Regions from separate parts of the Mus musculus genome. Here region 2 is linked to region 1. Evidence: chromatin loops called from intact Hi-C (ENCODE). Cell type or tissue: left cerebral cortex. All regions are shown on one strand. Each heading gives the region's core, and the rest is flanking DNA. Links, peaks and the distances in the headings are about the cores only.

What was found. Peaks named below come from ENCODE experiments on the same cell type or tissue, not always from the same donor. Only the 100,000 strongest peaks of a DNase experiment are listed, where the experiment ranks them.
Region 2: a loop joins it to region 1, with 1.9 times the contacts of the local background. A loop is called at or near these places in 3 of 42 quality-filtered maps.

What each region holds. Positions count from the first base shown.
Region 1 is chr3:89,211,871-89,221,322 of GRCm38, forward strand. It overlaps Thbs3 (thrombospondin 3), which reads left to right and starts at 3,310. Exons shown (of 23, transcript NM_013691.3): 1 at 3,310-3,454; 2 at 4,811-5,017; 3 at 5,815-6,071; 4 at 6,158-6,260; 5 at 6,987-7,013; 6 at 7,177-7,259; 7 at 7,343-7,394; 8 at 7,519-7,667; 9 at 7,985-8,125; 10 at 8,282-8,359; 11 at 9,088-9,240. The coding sequence starts at 3,376. Mtx1 (metaxin 1) reads right to left here and starts at 2,037. Exons shown (of 8, transcript NM_013604.3): 1 at 1,943-2,037; 2 at 1,007-1,076; 3 at 813-892. The coding sequence starts at 2,023. In left cerebral cortex, for the core only: a CTCF peak has its summit at 4,234 (motif pointing left); DNase peaks (open chromatin) are centred at 3,315 and 4,220; H3K4me3 peaks cover 254 bases; H3K27ac peaks cover 353 bases.
Region 2 is chr3:88,935,244-88,944,695 of GRCm38, forward strand. It overlaps Dap3 (death associated protein 3), which reads right to left. Exons shown (of 13, transcript NM_022994.3): 2 at 7,532-7,585; 3 at 906-1,010. Among named protein-coding and RNA genes, the nearest start is that of Dap3, 10 kb to the right of the region's middle. In left cerebral cortex, for the core only: a CTCF peak has its summit at 4,746 (motif pointing right); a DNase peak (open chromatin) is centred at 4,696.

The DNA of each region.
Region 1 (9,452 bases), core at 3,275-5,774:
CAAATAGTTCATTACTTTGAGAAGTTAAATCACCTGTCCAACGTCATAGTCAATGACAGAATAACAGAGCCAAGGCCTCTACTCTCTCGTAATTCTTAATCATCCAAACCTGGCACGAAGCTTTGTCCATCCTGAGTCCTGTATCTAGCATAACTTAGCACTTGAGAAGAGAAATAGTCCTTAGAAATCTTTGTGGTTTTTTTCTCTCTCTCTCTCTCCCCCGACTTTTACTCCTTTCTTTGACAGTTCTGGCCTGGAACTCACTCTATAGAGCAGGCTGACTTTCAACTACAGAGATCTGCCTGCCTCTGCCTTCTAGGTGTTCAGATTAAAGATGTGTGCCACCACTGCCCAGTGACTTTTTTCTTTTTTGAGAGGGGTTCTTATGTCTTCCAGGCTGGCCCCAAACACACTATGTAGCCAAAGATGATTTTAAATTTCTGATCATCCCACTTCTACCAAGTGCTGGGATTATATGCGTGTACCACCATGACGGTTTATATTAGAAATTCCTTTCAGGTCTACCCGGAAACCAACTGCTGTTCTCTACTCTTCTTTATTTTCCATGTGTCATCAGCCTGTGTATTTCTCTTCCTCCCTGCCCATTTGATTTCTCCGCTTATCCCACCCCACAGCCCCTTAAGTTCACTATCTGGCCAACTGCTTGTCACAGTCACACTGCATCCCCCATGCTGCTCCTCCCTGCTCTGGATCACACTGCTCTTGCCTGGCCTGTGTCTGGTGGCCAATAAATAAGTTACACTTCACGGACTGGATTTCCTCCATTGTCAGCCCCCACTCAAGTCACCTACCTCTTTACGAAGATGGGTGATGATCTTGTGTGGCACTGTAATGACTTTCCCATCACTGGTTCGAAGAGCAGGCAGAGTTCCTGATATTGAGAAAGAAGTATACTCACAGGGTCCAGCTTGCCTAGTCATACTCATTTGCATTGCATTCCTGTCCCCTGCTCCTCCCCTGGCACATTCCTGTCCCTCAGGGATACCTGAAGGGCTCTGCCAAGGATTGCTGGTCTTGTGTATCTTCAGTGGGGCGCCTGTAAATCTGGTATAGGTCTGCAGGGAAGGAAGCAGACGGTAGAGAGGCCAGGGTATGGCTTCATAAAGAAACCAAGAAAAGAATCCGTGACTCAGTAAATTATGTTCTATGGTCTATACTTTTATACCAAAAGGAGAGGCGGAAAGAGGGTGTCATTCCTATTTACAAATGGGCAAACTAGACCAGACAGTTCATGGACATGTTTATATGTCCATTTCCAAGATTAAACATTAGGAAAAGATTTCTACCCTTATGCCATCTACACTGTAAAGCCTATTCACAAAAGCTTTTCCTAATTAACTTCCCTCTTCCTGGAAGTACTGATTTACTTTGACAGTCTCTGTATTCTGTTTCTACTTTACATCAATACACGTGATCGTTTCATTATTTGCTTACATGTTTGCCTTTCTGTTAACAATTTCAATACAAGGGTCAAAATCGTATTGCAAGGGAATGTTTTTTACTCTAAGAGGCATAATAAATGTTTTTTGCAATCCCGAAGACGTTGAATGAAGAGAAGCAAGTCTGCCTAGTTCTAAAGGTCTTCCTACACAGTCTGGCTGTGGGGCTGTCTGGTCTACGAAAACGAGATTCAATGGATTCATAGCGGAAAAAGAAGAGATCGTCCAGAAGGGGTTATCCCAAGGTCACCCAGCCAATAAATGGATAGGCAAGGTCTAAACCCATCTTCTGAAGCCCTGACCAAGCCTACTTCCACTGCTACACAAATCGATCCTAGGAAATCCGGACGTAAGGCGCGGAGCCCACATCGGCCTTCGACTGCCTCAGTTTCTCTCAAGACGCATGCGTCTCGGTTCTCGGCAAAGCTCGAGCACCCACTCCGGCTCTCCAGAGATCAGAGGACAGGTGCATGAGCCCTCACCAGCACGGCCAGACTATCCAGGTCCACCGACGGCAATCCCCAGCCCCCTGACCAGCAGAACAGCTCCATGGGCGCCGCCATCTTGTACGCTCTCTGACCCGGAAGCACCTTCTCGTATGCGTCGGCCTTCTCTCGCCAGGAACCGCCCCTGGTCCCCGCCTCCCTGGCCGCCGGGGCTTTGGGGTCTGGGGAGGCGTGGCTCTTGGCGGCCTGAGCCGCGGCGGGGCTGTGAGAGGTGGGGCATCGGCCTTCTGGGGAGCGCCGCGGGCTCGTCCTGAGGCGGCCCCCGTAAGGGAGCAGGGCCGCCGTCCAGACGCGCTTGGGACTTTCGCGGCGCCTCTGCCGAGCGTAGCCACGAACCGCCGGCGACACGGAGGGCTTGGGAGAGGGGCATCTGGTGCGGCTTGTCGGTCTCTGGGGGCACTTGCCAAACTGCACATGGCCCCGACAACCCCGGGCCCTCTCAGGTCTCAGCCCTGAGCGGACGCCGCGGGGGGGTCCCCCGAGCCGCATGTTTTCCACTGCGCGTTATGTTTGGAGAGGGCCTCGCGCTGCCTGTCGCCATGGAAACAAAACAGGGGCGGTGGCGGCGCCCGAGCTGAGGCCCGGCTGGGGCCTGAGTGGGGGAAGGGGAGGTGCGGCTCGCGGGCAGTTGCCTTCGTAACGGGAACTCCTGGTCGGTCCCCAGCTCCCCTCGGGTTCACCCCGGACAGGGCCATCCCGCGGTATCCAGTGTTCCCCAGTCCCATCCTCGCTCCTGTCTTCTAGTTTATGGCTCTAGCCTCTGGTGATGCTTTCCCCTTTCTGATGTCTTAGAAAGCCATCAAGTTCTCGTCGGTGCTTCCAGATTTCTATTTTCCCAAGAGTGAGGGGAAATGGAGGAATGGGCACATGTCAGGGACGCAACACACCGTAATAAAAAAATTTTTTTTTTTTTTGCTGTGCCACATCAATAAGCCTCGTGTCGTACGTAGTCTTCTAGGCACTGTAGCAAAGGATGGTCCACTGACATCCATTTCCGCCAACCGTGAAATAATGCCTAGAACCTAGAATTGCCCAAGGCAGGGGATTCTGACTTTTCCAACCACTGCTTGCAGAGAACAGTAGCATTTGGTAGCGCTGTTAAGTTGAAAGCTCCCAAGAACCAGATGTCAGGCTAAAGGGAAGCATCTTTGAGGAAAATCATTATGGTGGAGCAGGAGGCAAGGAAAGCTCTGGGACTCTTTCCCAGTGCCTCTGGTTTCGGGAGCCGGTGATGCCTCCAAGGTGATTGGCAGCTCTTTGTTTCAACCCCCCCCCCTACCCGCCTGCTCCCCCCCAACCCCCCAGCTCGCTCCTCAGTCCCTCCGCCCCCCTCCTGCTCCTGCTCTCCGCCTAGTCTTTTTCCCTCCCAGTCGCCTTGCCTGCCAGGGGTAGTGAACCGGCTAAGCGGCATGGAGAAGCCGGAACTTTGGGGTGTCCTGGCTCTCCTCCTCCTCTGCTCTTACACGTGTGGCAGTCAGGACCTTCAGGGTAAGCCTGCATTCATCCCCCTTGACACCTCTTTGTCTCCTTTCTTTTGCCCCCAGGCAAATAACAGACCACATGTGAGTTTGAGAGAGAGGGAAGAGTCCTGAAATGGGTTGGAGAGAAAAGTTAACACTGCGAAGAGTGAAGGGTTGGTGATAATGTAGGAGGGGTGGGCACCAGAGTGGTGGGTGAGTGCAGATTGGTGCAGTGTCAGGCACTGAGACCAGGATGGATCCAGGAGGACTCCACGACAGAGTTAGTCTCAGAGCATCAACAGGATAGTCTGGGCAAGCAGCTTGATTGATGGTGACTGCACGGTGGGGGACCCTGGGCTTGGTTCCCCCCCCCTTTACTCTGGCTCTTGGTTTCTAAAAGATAGGGCGGGGGTGGGGATTGGGCAGCTTGAACTCTCCCGGAGGTCTGGTGGGGGGATGGCCCATGGGTGGTGTAGGAGAGGTGGTAGGAGCAGATGACACAAGCAAAGATTCTTTACTGGCTGGAAGGGAAACCACAGATTGGCCAGGACACAGGAGGAAGAGATGCTGGCTGGGTCCTACATTCCCAGGGGGGAAAGACTAAACAGCGATGGGAGGGTCAGAGCGCTTTGTGGACGGCTGTAAGATGTGTGTGATGAGCCCCTGGGATGGGAGGACCGGCCCCAGGGTTTGGAGTGTGCTAAACCCAGCAATGGAGAGATGGTACTCCTGGTTCCTGAGTTGTGGGCACCAGGTGCCACTCCAGACTCTAGTCAGCAATGTCTCCCTTGCGCCACCTGGTGGGACATAGGAAGTTTGCGAGTGGCTTTGGTATTTGTAAGTGGGCTCTAAGCCTATAGGTTCCCAAGGCTTTGGAAGCAATAGAAGGTGCTGGGAGGGAAGCATTGCCTTGATAACAAAAAAAGGGCCAATGGTTTTGTTTTTAGAGATAGGGTCTTGTAGCCTGGTCTAAAGTAGCGGAGGCTGCCTGATTGCTTGAGGCAGTCCTCTCAGCCTGAGGCTACAGGCATGTACCAGCATCCCTAAAGAGTTTGAGTTTTGAGGATGCAGTTCAGAGGTAGGAAGATGATAATTAGGGATGCCTCAGCCGGGCGTGGTGGGGCACGCCTTTAATCCCAGCACTCAGGAGGCAGAGGCAGGCGGATTTCTGAGTTCGAGGCCAGCCTGGTCTACAGAGTGTGTTCCAGGACAGCCAGGGCTACAGAAAATCCTTGTCTCAAAAAAAAAAAAAAAAAAAAAAAAAAAAAAAAAAAAAACAAACATAAAAAAAAGGGATGCCTCACCTCTGAGAGCTCAGGAGAGAGGGCAGGCCTACCTCAGACTCCAACCACTTCCTCTAATTTTTAAATCCCTATCTGGCCAGTAATTGACCTGCTGACAGTGGGCGAATCCAGGCAGATGGTAGCTGTGGCAGAGAAGATTCGGACAGCTTTACTCACTGCTGGGGATATCTACCTCTTGTCCACTTTCCGCCTCCCTCCAAAGCAAGGTGGTGTCCTCTTTGGCCTCTACTCTCGCCAAGACAACACACGATGGCTGGAGGCCTCTGTTGTGGGCAAGATCAACAAAGGTGACTGGTGGGCACCCCTTTCCAGCATCAATGACCCCTTGAGCAGTCTCCCTCATGCCCTCTCCCAGGTGCCTCTTTATTCTCCATGACCTCTACTAGGGCTACTGGTATGGAGGAACTCAAACAGTTGGGTCAGGCTGGTATTTATAGGGATGGATGGCAGGTTGTAGGCTGGGATGCTCAGGGAGGGTGAGACAGCTCTGTGTCCCAGCAATGACTGTACCACTCAGATCTTTGCTAAAGTTCAGTGGGTACAGATCTAGTTGCCACCTTGGGAAAGGATAGTCTCCTAGACATGGAGAATAAGGTCATCTAAGGCCAATTTGAAAAGCATTCATTTACTACTTTCATTGTTTATACATTTATTTACTTTTCAAGATAGGGTTTCTCCATGTAGCTCCAGCCTGCAACTCAGAGATCCACATGCCTGGTCCTGTGAGTGCTTGTCACATCAACGCCTGGCTGAAAAGCATTTATTGTGCACCTGTTACATACAAGGTGTTGAGAGTTACACATTAGGAATTAACCTAATTTGTAGTTTCTCTCTGAGCTGTCATGCCACACGCCTTTAATTCCAGGCAGATGGAGGCAGTGGCAGGCAGATCTCTGAGTCTGAGGCCAGCTTGTTCCTCAGAGTGAGTTCCAGTATACTCAGAGCTACACAGATAAACCTGTCTCAAAAAAAACAAAGAGACAGACAGCCATGGGGTGGCATATTGGTATATAGAAGAGATGATGGAAGTCAGTTGGAACATGGGGTGGGGCTAGTGCACATACTGACCTCCAATCCTGGGCAGTGCTGGTGCGGTACCAGCGGGAAGATGGCAAAGTCCATGCAGTGAACCTACAGCAAGCAGGCCTGGCTGATGGGCGCACACACACGGCTCTCCTGCGACTCCGAGGACCTTCTCGACCCAGCCCTGGCCTGCAGCTGTATGTGGACTGTAAACTGGGTGACCAACATGCTGGCCTTCCAGCACTGGCCCCGATCCCTCCAGCAGAGGTCAGTGGACTGGAGATTAGAACTGGACAAAAGGCTTATCTGAGGATGCAGGTGAGAAGGAACCTCTGGTTTGGGGAACATGGTTTGTAGCACCAAGAGGAGCTGCTCGATCTGCCTGCCTCCCTGCTGACCCCTAGGGCTTTGTGGAATCGATGAAAATTATTCTGGGTGGATCCATGGCTCGGGTAGGAGCCCTGAGTGAATGTCCATTCCAAGGAGACGACTCCATTCACAATGCAGGTAACAGATCCTTCTGACCTCCTCCCCAGTTAACACTTTCCTTTAGCTTGACCATTCCTGAAGCTTTCAACCGCCCCCCTCCCCCCAACTCCAAGTCTTTTATCCTTGACTCATGTGTAGGAGGTGTAGATCAGAAAAATAAGATCATCCAGCAGGGCTGTAACTCCGGGGAACTCTAGGGTTAAGGAGTAAGGTAATGGCTTAGTCTCAAGATTTTTGTAGTTGCTCTTGGCAACTGTCACCTACAATTGAGTGGCACCTTTAGCCAAGGACTCTCATCCTGGTCTGTGACAAGGATGCTTAGAGACTCTTACCTAAGCAAACACCCACTTCTCCCAGAGACTTGAAAGGGTTCTTGAAGGGGCAGCTTGGGGGAAGGGTTTGAAATGGAATGTACTGGGGGCCTGGACCTACTTTGGGTTGCCTCTCATTTGGAGTCCTCCTGGAACTACTATGCCTGGGAATGAAGACTTGAAATTTTTCTGGCTTCCTATAAGGCAATGCCCAGAGGGCCTTTAGCCTGATGGAAGGGGTGGCTGTGACCGAGTAAGGGGCTATGTGAAGAGTGCTTGCCTACCGTGTGCAAGGCTGTGTAGTGGATTGCCTCTGTCATGACACTCTGCACTGCTTCATCTTTCTTGAGGGTCCAGGGCTGTCCCTCTTCTAGACCCCCTTCCTTCCCACTTCCTTAGTATCTCCCACTGACTGCTCTCACTTCTCCTCTAGTGACCAGCGCACTGCAATCCATTCTAGGTGAGTCAGTTATGAAGAGGCAGTGGAGGCAAGGGTGGTCCTCTGTCATGGGTGGGGTCTAAGGTGTGGTGTGGGCTTCGGGGACAAGAGCTGACTTACAGTGCAAAGAGGGCCCAGAGTGGCTCCCCGATTCTAAGTCTCTCCATCCCCTGGTCCTTGACAGGGGAGCAGACCAAGGCATTGGTCACCCAGCTCACCCTCTTCAACCAGATCCTAGTGGAGCTTCGGGACGACATCCGAGACCAGGTTTGAGTGGGCAGGCCAAGGATGCGATTCTGGGGTGGGGTGTGACGACAGTGGCAGAGAGATGACTTCTCCTCACTCGTCAGGTGAAGGAAATGTCACTCATCCGGAACACCATCATGGAGTGTCAGGTGTGCGGTGAGTGGGAGAGGAGGGCCCCAGAGAGCACTGCTATGCTCCCCACCGTGTGGCTTCAGCTTTTCCTTCCTAGCCATCCGAAGAGTGACCCTCGAGGGTGGCTCTGACCGTGTCTACCTCCCAGGTTTCCACGAGCAGCGTTCACACTGCAGCCCCAGCCCCTGCTTCCGAGGCGTGGACTGTATGGAAGTGTATGAGTACCCGGGCTATCGCTGTGGGCCCTGCCCACCTGGCCTGCAGGGCAATGGCACCCACTGTGATGACATCAACGAGGTGAGTGATGGCGGGGCTCTCGAGGGTACAAAAAAAAATGGGTGAAAGTTGTTCAGAAGCAGAGGAATTCAGGAGAGCTCAGAGACCAGAAAGCACAGGAAGGAGGAAAAAGATAAAGGGTAGACTAGAGGGCTATGCGGTGAAGGAGCTGGGGGAGAGGTAGGGAAGTTTGAGATGGCCAGCCAGGGGAAACGGAGCACTGTGAGGTTGGGCTGAGAGAGCTGCCCAGGGACCAGGAGTGATGCTCTTAGGATCACACACAGCTGCTCACTTCCCCAGGAAAATGCCTGACGTCTGCCTTCTCATTTGGTCCCCAGTGTGCTCACGCTGACCCCTGTTTCCCGGGGTCCAGCTGCATCAACACCATGCCTGGCTTCCACTGCGAGGCCTGTCCTCCAGGGTACAAGGGCACCCGAGTGTCTGGTGTGGGCATCGACTATGCTCGAGCCAGCAAACAGGTCAGATGGTAAAGTCTGTATGGATTTGTGAAAAATGAGATGAGACTCCCCTACACCAGCTCTGGCTTTGGGTCTAAACATGCCAGTGCTCACCCATGGGCCCTGTCAGTAGTGACTTCTGTATCTGTGAGATCCCCCTCCACCCTGCCCTTTTAGGTCTGCAATGACATTGATGAATGTAATGATGGTAACAACGGAGGCTGTGACCCAAATTCCATCTGCACCAACACGGTGGTGAGTTGAATGCCCTGCTCTGCCTCTGACTGGGGAAAGGAAACCGTGTCACTCCCTCTTCAAATTTCCTCCTTCTTCCTGTCCCCCTTGGGCACCATGCAAGATGGCCAGGTTGATTCTGCCTTTTACAGTTGTGACCTTTAGCAAGTTATTTCATCATTTTGAGCCTCAGTTTCCTCATTAGAAAAATGGGGCTATTATCTGCCTTTAAAGAAAGTTGTCCTGGGGCTGGAGAGATGGCTTAGTCGTTAAGAACACTGACTGCTCTTCCAAAGGACCTGGGTTCAATTCCCAGTACCCACATGGCATCTCACACTGTAATTCCAATATCTGACAGCCTCACACAGATATACATGCAGGCAAAACACTAATGCACATAAAATTAAAAAAAAAAGTCTGTGCTGAGAACCTAAAGGAGATAGATACAGCAGGTGTAGTTCTGGGTGGCTGCCTGAGGTTCCACAGGTAGAACGAGACTCGTCCAGGCTCATCCTTTCTTAACTCCACCTCTCTACTCTTTTTTTTTTTTTTTTTTTTAAAGATTTTATTTATTTATATGAGTACATAGTCACTGTGTTCAGACACACCAGAAGAGGGCGTCAGATCTCATTACAGATGGCTGTGAGCCACCATGTGGTTGCTGGGAATTGAACTCAGGACCTCTGGAAAAGTAGTCAGTGCTCTTAACCTCTGAGCCATCTCTCCAGCCCCCACCTCTCTACTCTTAGGGGTCTTTCAAATGTGGTCCCTGCCGCCTGGGTTTCCTGGGGAACCAGAGCCAGGGCTGCGTTCCAGCAAGGACCTGCCACAGCCCTGCCCACAGCCCCTGCCACATCCACGCCCACTGTCTCTTTGAACGCAATGGCGCTGTGTCATGCCAGGTAACCTAGATTTAAGATGAGGAGGAAAAAAGGAGGGCTCTGGAGAAATGTATAAAGCTGGTGAAAATGTAGGGACTGACCTCAGTGCCTTCATGGGAAAGAGGTAAGCACAGGCTGGAGGCTTATTAATGTGGGGAACAGAGCCCAGAGCAGGGAGAGTAATGGGGCAGGGCACAGGGATGCAAGGCCCAATGGCTAACGCTGACCATATG
Region 2 (9,452 bases), core at 3,223-5,722, 280 kb before region 1:
TTTAATTCAGCAAGATTCACTAGGTGAATTCATTATTAAGATCACATTAGAAGGAAATTGGACTAACTTTGTACTTTATATTTTTACAGCACCACAGAGCAACAAGGGAAGGTGCGAGTTAAGAATGCTAGCCCAGGTGTCTCACCTACCTGAGCGTATGTATGGTGCAGGAGATTTGATCACACTGTGAACCCCAGGACTGTGTTAGTTAATGAAAAAAACCTGTTTTTAGTTGTGGTATAGCTCAGCCTTAGCACACAACTTTAATGCAAGAGCTTTCTGCTTGAATATTATAAACAGGATTAAATAAAGTCAACCCCAGGTCAAGAGGTACACCAAGCAGCCAGCTGACAGGGAGGGACACAGGATTATTAAGAACTAATAGAGAGGACGAGGGAGTCAGGAGGATGGGTAGAGAGACACCACAGGAAGTAGAAGGGAGGGACATTTGGCTTGAAAGAGTTTTTGAGACTGCATGAGAGACAGGCATTGCTTCTGGGATGTTAGCTGAAGAGGTAGGTCAGCTGGGTGCTTCCTCTGTCTCTCTGGGCTAGCAGGCTTTCACTCCAGCATCTGGCTTCTCAGACTTCATTGGTAAAAATCAAACAATTGAGATTTGTTAAAAACAATATATAAGCCGGGCATTGGTGGCGCACGCCTTTAATTCCAGCACTTGGGAGGCAGAGGCAGGTGGATTTCTGAGTTCGAAGCCAGCCTGGTCTACAGAGTGAGTGCCAGGGCTACAAGGAAAAAGCCTGTCTCGAAAAACCAAAACAAACAAAACAAAACAAAAAAAACCCAACAACAAAAGACCAATATATAAAAACCAGTATCCTGACATGTAAAAGGAGTAATATGGCAACACAAATTATAATCTCTGAAACCCACGCACATCAGCAACTTACCGGGTCACTGTCACTGGTGCGGGAAACAGTTCTGGGACGCTCAGCTGGAACCTGACTGTTCTGAGTCGCTTGAACACTCATGTGCAAAAAACACCTCGGGTCCAACTACAAAAGAAAATGTTTCAGTGTTCTGGAATCATCTGGTTTTTCAATGCTTGTTGTAACACTGAGGTCTCAAGCTATGACTCTATCAGGAAATCATGACACTAAACTATGTTTTAGTTTTATATAGAACGGATCTTTACTAAATCCAGTCACACCTTTTAGCTTCTGGATCTGTTTTAGCATGTATACTGCTACGCTAGGGCTCTGTCTTACAATGGAAACCAACCGGTCAGCGCAGCCTCTGCTGAGCTAACTGCTCACGGCACTCCTGTCTCCACTTCCCAAGCACTGAGGCTAACGTGTCAGCTGAACCTTCTCTCTCAGCCATACTTGTGTTTTTCTGAGCTGAGGTCTTGGTTAGTTGTCCAGGCTGGCCTTGAATTCTGGGCTCAGTGAATCTCTTGTCTCCACATTTGAGTAGCTGGAAACACAGGGCAGGTGAACCCATGTGCAGGGTAGGAAATGTGTTTAATCCACGTCCCACTGCTATACAGGGTTCCTAACAGCACAGGAGCCTCCACTGTGAGGGTCAGTGCAATACGCTTCAGCATGGCTGGCGATAAATGGTTGCTTCGTGCTCACAGGCTGGATGGGTCTGGCTGCCTCTAATCTGCCTCCAGAAAGAGTGCTGGGAGTAAAGGAGACGTTATGAGCACCCTGTGACCACTCTCCCCATCCCTTAGACTGTGTCAGGGTCTGACTTGTGTCTAGCCTTGAAGATCTGGTTGCTTCTCCTCATAGTGCTGAGTGTAACATGCCTGGCCTTGCTAGCTATGACCGGCACAGTAAGAATCTGTCATTAGGGACATGTAATGAGGGAGCATGTAAAGTGTCCAGCTAGGAGGAACTAGTTAACCATACTTAGAAACTTCTGGAATGGGGGTGGGAGATTCAAATGACATTTCAGGAGATAAATATGAGAAAAATACTAAGAAAATTTCTCAAATTAGCAGGGCACAAGGGTGCATGTCTATGATCCTGGCACTCGGTAGGAGCAGGGGGCCAAGTCTAGCTTGGGCTCTATGAGATGCTTCCTAAAGGAATAACTCCCTCAATCAAGCTTAAAGACAGTAAGCCTTCACAGAAGACTCCAGCGTAGGGCAGAAATTCAAGAGAACAGAAGAGGGAGCTGCAAGCAAGGAGAGCTTCGCAGGGCAGCAGTGTCCTCCACGGCACACTGGGCTCCAGATGCCAGCCAATACAAAACCTCTCTGCCCCAAACTGGCTGTGGTCTGTGTGCTTAATCACCATGAGAAACCCTAACTAACACGATATCCAAGACTGACTCTAAAATCTCTACTCTTTCCATTACCTTTTGTTTTCATTAAAAATCACTTTTTATTTTATTTTTTAGACAGGGACTTACCCCCTAGCTGACCCAGAACTCACTGTGCAGACCAGGCTAGCCTTGAATTCACAGAAATCCACCTGTCTCTACCCCAACATAAAATGTTTTAAAAAATACATTTATTTGTGCTTGTTTGTATGGATGTGCACATGCCAATGTATACATGTGGAAACCAAAGAATAACTGGGAAAGGTCCTGTTTCTATCATCTTGTAGGTCCTGACGACAACAGGGAAGGTCCTCTCCTCTCTATCATATCATGGTTCCCAAGGACAACAGGAAGGGCCTCTCTCTATCATCTTGTGGATGACCATGCTTGGCACCGCATTCTGTAACCCTATGAGCCACTTTGCCAACCCTTTTTTTCATACCTTACATTAACTTTCTCATATTTCTTTATCAATTAATGCTATATGTGGTATGAGGGGCACAGCCTGGGGAAGTGTGGGGGAAGCAGAGGACAACCTGTGGAAGTGAGGCTTGCTTTCCTTCCATCACGCGAGCTGGAACAGAGTCTAGGTGGTAGTCTTGGCAGCAAGGATCTTCACTCGCTTGACCATTTGCCAACCCTCTTCGAGAACTTACTTAGTGCATACGCCTGGGAGCACACTAGCATGCCTGTGCACACACGGCCAGAAGACAGTGTTGGGCCATTGAGGTACTGACTCTTCCTGGACCTAGGGTTGGGAGGGTGGGTGGGCGCATCCACCTGTCTGGATGCTGACAGTTCCAGTGATTCTCCTCTCTCACAGATGGAACTGTGGTCGCACATGAGATCCCAGCTTCTAATGTGGGTGCTGAGATCCGAGTCTGGTCCTGATGCTTGTGAAGCAACTGCTCTCAGCCACCTGGCCATCTCTCAGCCTTTCATATTACTGTGTGCTTGGTGTTTGCATGCACTCATGCATGTGTGGAGGCTCCAAGCATCCTCCCAAGTGCACACCAAGTCTGAAATATTAGTGGCAGATTTTAATATAAGCCAACAGTGTAAAGAAATAGGTTGCCATAATTTTTAGAATATAACTCAAATTTATAGCAGAGGCAGGTTTATCTCCCAAACAATTCAAATAGTCCTCTAACCCACTGCTAGGGGATTACAGCTGGCTACAGAGCCAGGAGTGGGAATACTGTCAGTTGTTGAAAATGAAAACCAGCTGAGAATGGCTATTAAGCTCCATCCTCTCTTGCTGTGGCAGCCTAGATTACATAATAGCTTGTCTCAAGCCAAAGGAATGAAAGATAAAGAAGAGAGGAAGCTGGAGAGATGACCTAACTCTTCCAGAAGATCCAGGTTCAATGCCCGACACCCATGTGCAGCTCACAACTGTCTGTAACTACAGTTCAAAGTGCTCCAACACACTCTTTTGGCCTGTGCAGGCATCAGGAACACATGGAATATGCAGACACCCAGGAAGGCAAAACCCCATACAGATTAAACACAAAGCAAAATATAAGGAGGGAAGAAGGAAGCAAGTAGCCGCAGCCCCCACCATATCCAAGGACCCCGCTGATAGCTGAGGATGGGCTTCCGTCTCTATCCAGCTCCTGCTCTCGCCAGCAAAGCCAGGATACTAAACATACCAAAGACAAAGGAAGAGCTGCTCTCAGGACAGCACCTGAGTAATACACCCGAGTACCAGGAGAAGGCGCCAGCCCTTTCCATCTACCATCGGCCGGCCTTGTTGTTCTGAGACAAGATCTCACCATTTAGCCCTGGCTGTCCTGGCACTTGTTATATAGATCAGGCTGGCCTTAATTTTCAAAATCCCTTCCTCAGCATTTCAAGCACCTGGATTTCATCAGGTATGTGCCACCACATCTGCCACATCTCGGGACGTCTCAGGAGTAAAGGTGCTTGTTATGTACTCTTGGTGAACTGGGTCACCATGAAGCCATGTGAAAGCTGAAGAAATAATTCCCACACCTGCACCCTCCACATGCTCATACTCAGGAAGACAGTTTCTCTTTTCTTTCTTTTTTCCACAAAGGGTTTCTCTGTGTAGCCCTGGCTGTCCTGGAACTCACTCTGTAGACCAGGCTGGCCTCGAACTCAGAAATCTGCCTGCCTCTGCCTCCCAAGTGCTGGGATTAAAGGCATGTGCCACCACGCCCGGCTAGGAATACATTTTTTTAAAGTAAGAAAACTAGGTGCTGGCTTGGGTGCTGGCTCAGTTGTTGAGAGTATCGGCTGTCTTCCAGAAGACCCTGGTTTATTCTTAGTACCCACATGGCAGCTCACAATAATGAGTAACTCCAGTCCCAGGTATCTACGCCCTCTTCAGGCCTCCAGTGGCAATAGGAATGCACACAGTGCACAAATAGGCACAGGCAACCACCACACATGTAAATAAAATTAACTAAAAATACTCAATGGCCACAAGGTGGTGCTATTTCTACAGTATTCTGATGACCTCAGGTTTTGTTTTGTTTCCTTCAGTAAATAAAAAACAAAATGGATTCCTTATGTCTTAAAGTGTTATAAATGGAACTAAGCAGCTAGTCTGAGTTCTAGGATAAACGGCTCTATGTAGAATTCCCTCAGCTTAGTTCCACAGTGAACATAATGCAGTCCCTCAAACACTACCCATGAGCTACGCAGGGTCATCCTGAGCCAAACTGAAAACATATACACTAAGAAACTATACATTCTAATTTTATGTGAATGGATATTTTGCCTGCACGTAAGGTTGTGCACCACAAGTGTGCCCTCAGAGGCCAACCTGGAACTTAGAGTTACAGATGGTTGTGAGCCACCAAGTCAGTGGTGGGGATCAATCACAGACCTTCTGAAAGAGGAGCCAGTGCTCCTCACCATGAGCCAACTCTATAACTACACACCCATTCTGGACACAAGGTCTCACTATGGAACCCTGGCTGACCTGGAACTCACTATGGCCTTAAATTCAGGGATTTGCTGTCTCTGCCTGCTGAGATTAAATGCACGAGCCATCACACCTGGCCCTTATTTTTATATGTATAACTTTTATGCCTGTATGTACGGAAGAGACCAGAAGGGAGCACTGGACCACCAAGAACTAAAGTTACATGTGGTTATGAGCCCTCATGGGTGCTAGAAACCAAACTTAAATCATCTGCAAGAGCAGCCAGTGCTCGTAGACACCAAGCCAATATTCCTTCTTGCCCCAATATTGGCTTTTATTTCTTTTGTTAACATTTTGTTTTGCTTTGACTCGCTGAAATGCACAGAGGCCTTTTATAAATCTCAGCGTAGGGGTAAAAGGAAAAGGAAAGAGCAGGCCCCTCCCCCAATCCCACACTGGACAGGGGATGCTCCGCGCCTAAGAACCCTTCTTGGAATCCTAGGATCCGTTGCAAGCGGCCCTTTCTTCTTCAGTTCTTACCCTCCAGACTTAGGCCTGTAGGATTTCCTGTTCTCAGCAAACCCAGGCCTGGTGATTGTCATAGGTGCTGCCTTCCTACCACGCAGTCAGAGTGGTCATTTTCTCCTGACCTTGGAACTGCGTGCCTCTGGAGAACATGGCCACCACATGGACACTGGTTAGGTCACCAGTCAGCATCTCCGTAGTAAAGTTTTACAATTTCAATTTTCACAGTAGGTTACTTATCCATTCTAATCTCTAGTTTCTGCAACTTTAAAGCAAGGACAGTGCACTGTCACGAGGAGCCAAGGCGCTAAAGCACGCTTGGGAGCGGTGGTGTGTACCTTTGCACCCACCATTCGGGAGACAAAGGCAGATGCATTTCCTTTGAGTTCCAGGCCAGCTGGGGCTACACAGTGAGATTCTGTTTTAAAAAAGCAAATATGAACAAACAAATGAAACAACTACTATTTGGTAAATAATTAAAAAGACTAAAACAAACCAGTAGTATAAGACCTTTGCTCACTTTGAGGGAGGGTTTCTCTATGTAGCCCTGGCCAGCCTTGATCCTTGTATCTCAGTCTCCCAAGTGCTTTGATTATCGACAGGACTGTGATACTATGCCCAATTCACTATGGTCTTATTCTTTAATTGTACAGGTTTGCCTCATTGTATGTGCGTGTGTGTGTTAGTTGTGTGGAGGCCAGAAAAACCTGCCAGATTCCGCTAGACCTGGGGTTACAAGTGTCTATGGAAGGCTCTGCTTGTTCCATGGATGCTGGGAATTCCAATTATGGTCCTTAGGTTTGTTCAGAATGCACTCTGAACTTATGAGTTGTCTCTCTAGCCCCTTACCTTTTGTGAGGGGTGGGGGTGATGTGGTGTGAAGAGCTGTGGGCAGAGTCTCATGTAGATCAGGTTAGATTCAAATGTGCTGTATAGCTGAAGATGACCTTGAGTTTCCGATCCTCCTGCCGCTACCTCCAAAGCCTGCACTCCTGATCAGTACCGCTGCTGCCATGTTCAGTTTATGTGGCACTGGAAAGCTAACCCAGGATTTCCTGAGTCCAGTCAGGGTTTTATGGAGCTTTATCCCAAGCCCAGATGAAGGTCTTACCTTGTCCTCCCTCCTTTGTGTGTGTCATGGAAGTGTGTGTTCATGCGTGCACATGTGGTGGCTGCTAGAGGCTGATGTCCAGTGTGTTCCCTGACTGCTTTCTGCCTTACTTATTCAGTGGACCTGCAGCTTACCAATTCGGCTAGGCTAGCCAGCTAATCAACTTCAGGGGTCTACTTACACCCAGCCTACCAGCTCTGGTGTTTCAGCCCATGCCAGCTTTCATTAGAGTGCTGCACAGGCCCTCACGTTTGAGTGGCATTACCTCCTGACTAACTCGCCACCTTCCCACCCTCCTCACGCAGTCCATTCTCTAAACAATTTTAGTCTCTTATCAAAAGTGCCATGTCTAAATAGCCAGCTAGCTCAAAGTTACCAGTTTGTAAAAACGCCACCTCCTCCTCACACATTACCTCAGGCTTACTATCTCTGCCTGTTGCTTAGGCAGACTCTCACTTGGCAGGCCAAGCTGGCCTTGAACTCCCAGTCATCTTGCCGTAGTCTTCTGAGAATTTTTTTTGTCTTGTTTTGTTTTTTTCCGAGACAGGGTTTCACTGTATAGTCCTGACTGGCCTGGAACTCACTTTGTAGACCAGGTTGGCCTCGAACTCAGAAACCCACCTGCCTCTGCTTCCCGAGTGCTGGGATTAAAGGCGCGGGCACCACGCCAGGCTTGAGAATTTTACCTGAAAGTAAAGCAGTTTGTGGGAACTCACCTTCTGGACCCTGGAGAAAAGCCTTGTTATTCCTGTCAGCATGGTCTTTGCTCTCTTAAAAAAAGACAAAGAGAAAAAAAGGTAAGCCACTATTTAATAAAAATGTAAGTAATATAAAAATCTGATACTGTCTAGATATATGAAAATCATCTATGAATCAACAAACTGGGCAAAAGACAAGAAAAACCATTTCACTTAGGAAACATTATGGCAGGAAGTTTAACCTCACCCCAAGTCATGAAAATGAAATTAAAGCCTTCATAATGAGATGCCAATGAAGAAATGCCACAATAGTTGTAAATCCAAATGTATTGGAAAATCAGTCTTTACAAAGTTGAAGACATATGAATATGCAGCTATTCCATTCCTTCATATTTACTCTAGAAAACTACATATGCATATACACTGGAAAATATAAGAATGTTTATAGCAGAGGAGTGTGAGTTATTTGAAAATTGTAAAAACAAACAAACAAACCTAAAGTAAAATATCCACTGACCCATAGAAATAGCAGGAAAGAAGCTATAATGAAAGGATCAATGTCGAAGATATAGACTGGCCAGGCAAGGTAGTGCACATCTTTAATCCCAGTAGTTCAGAAGCAGAGGCAAGTGGGTCTCTCTGAGTTCGAGGCCAGCCTGATCAAACAAATGAAGTGAGTTCCAGGGCAACCAGGGCTACACAGAGATACCCTGTCTCAAACATACAAAAATTATTACTGAGTGAAAATTATTATGTCTCCTGTTAAATAAAACTAAATTTCAAAACCATGTACCGAGTAGGTGGATGCAGGAAGATCAGAATTTCAAGGCCATCTTCAGCTATATAGTTTAGGGCCAGCCTGGAATAAATAACATTCTGCCCAAGAAAACAAAACACAAGCAACCTCTGAAACGCCCGCCACTCACTGTCTGCAGGACACACACACATGGCAAAACTGGACTGGAAAGGCAAGCGAGTGCTAAGAGTAAGCCCTGAAACACCAGTGACACTCAGGGAACCTCTGGGAGCTGGCAGTCCAACATGAGTATTTATTTTATTATTCCTTTGGGGTTTTGTTTGCTTGTTTTTTTGAGACAGTCTTACTATGTAGCCCTAGCTGATAGGGAACTACATAGACCATGCTGGTCTTGAACTTGTACAGATCCTTCAAACTCTGTCTCCTGCTTCTTGGGATTGTTGGTGAGAGCAATCACACTAACAGATGGGCCTTTCTCTTCTGCTGGTGTAATAAAACACTCTGACAAAAGCACTGCGGAGACAGGGTTTAAACTGCTCTTGGGTTCCAGAGACATACAATCCATCATGGAGCACAAAGGGAGGAGATAGGGCAATAGACAGTGGAAGAAATAGGAGCCTTCTTTCTGGTCACACTGTACCTACACTCAGGGGCCATCTTTGGGTAATCTACTTCCTCCAGTGAGCCTCCACCTCCTAAAAGTCCCCCCCACCCCAAAATCAGCACCATCACCTGAGGAGCGAGTGTTCAAACAGGTGAGCCTCTGGGCCGCCGTCCCTAATCAGACCGTATTACACTGGTTATCATTTCATACCATGAGGGCTATTATTATCTTTATACCACATGCTAAATTTATCATTTTTTGTATGGTGGAAATATTTAATTAGAAAACTCTACTCTTTTGGTAGTGAAAAGAAATTTAAAATAAAGTATTTCCTCAAGATCTCATCAGAAACAGGGTATAGTGGCTCATGCCACTTTTAATTCTAGCTCTTGGGATGCTGAAGCTGAAGGAGTTCTTGGACTGAGGGGAGCCTGGACTAGAAGAGCCTGAGCTACAGTAACACTGTATCTACCCCATCCCAATAAACAAACAAGACCAGACACCCAGTGTTAGTCTGAAACCATACACTGTATCAAACCAAATGCATACACTTTTTTCACTATATATATTTCCACAAC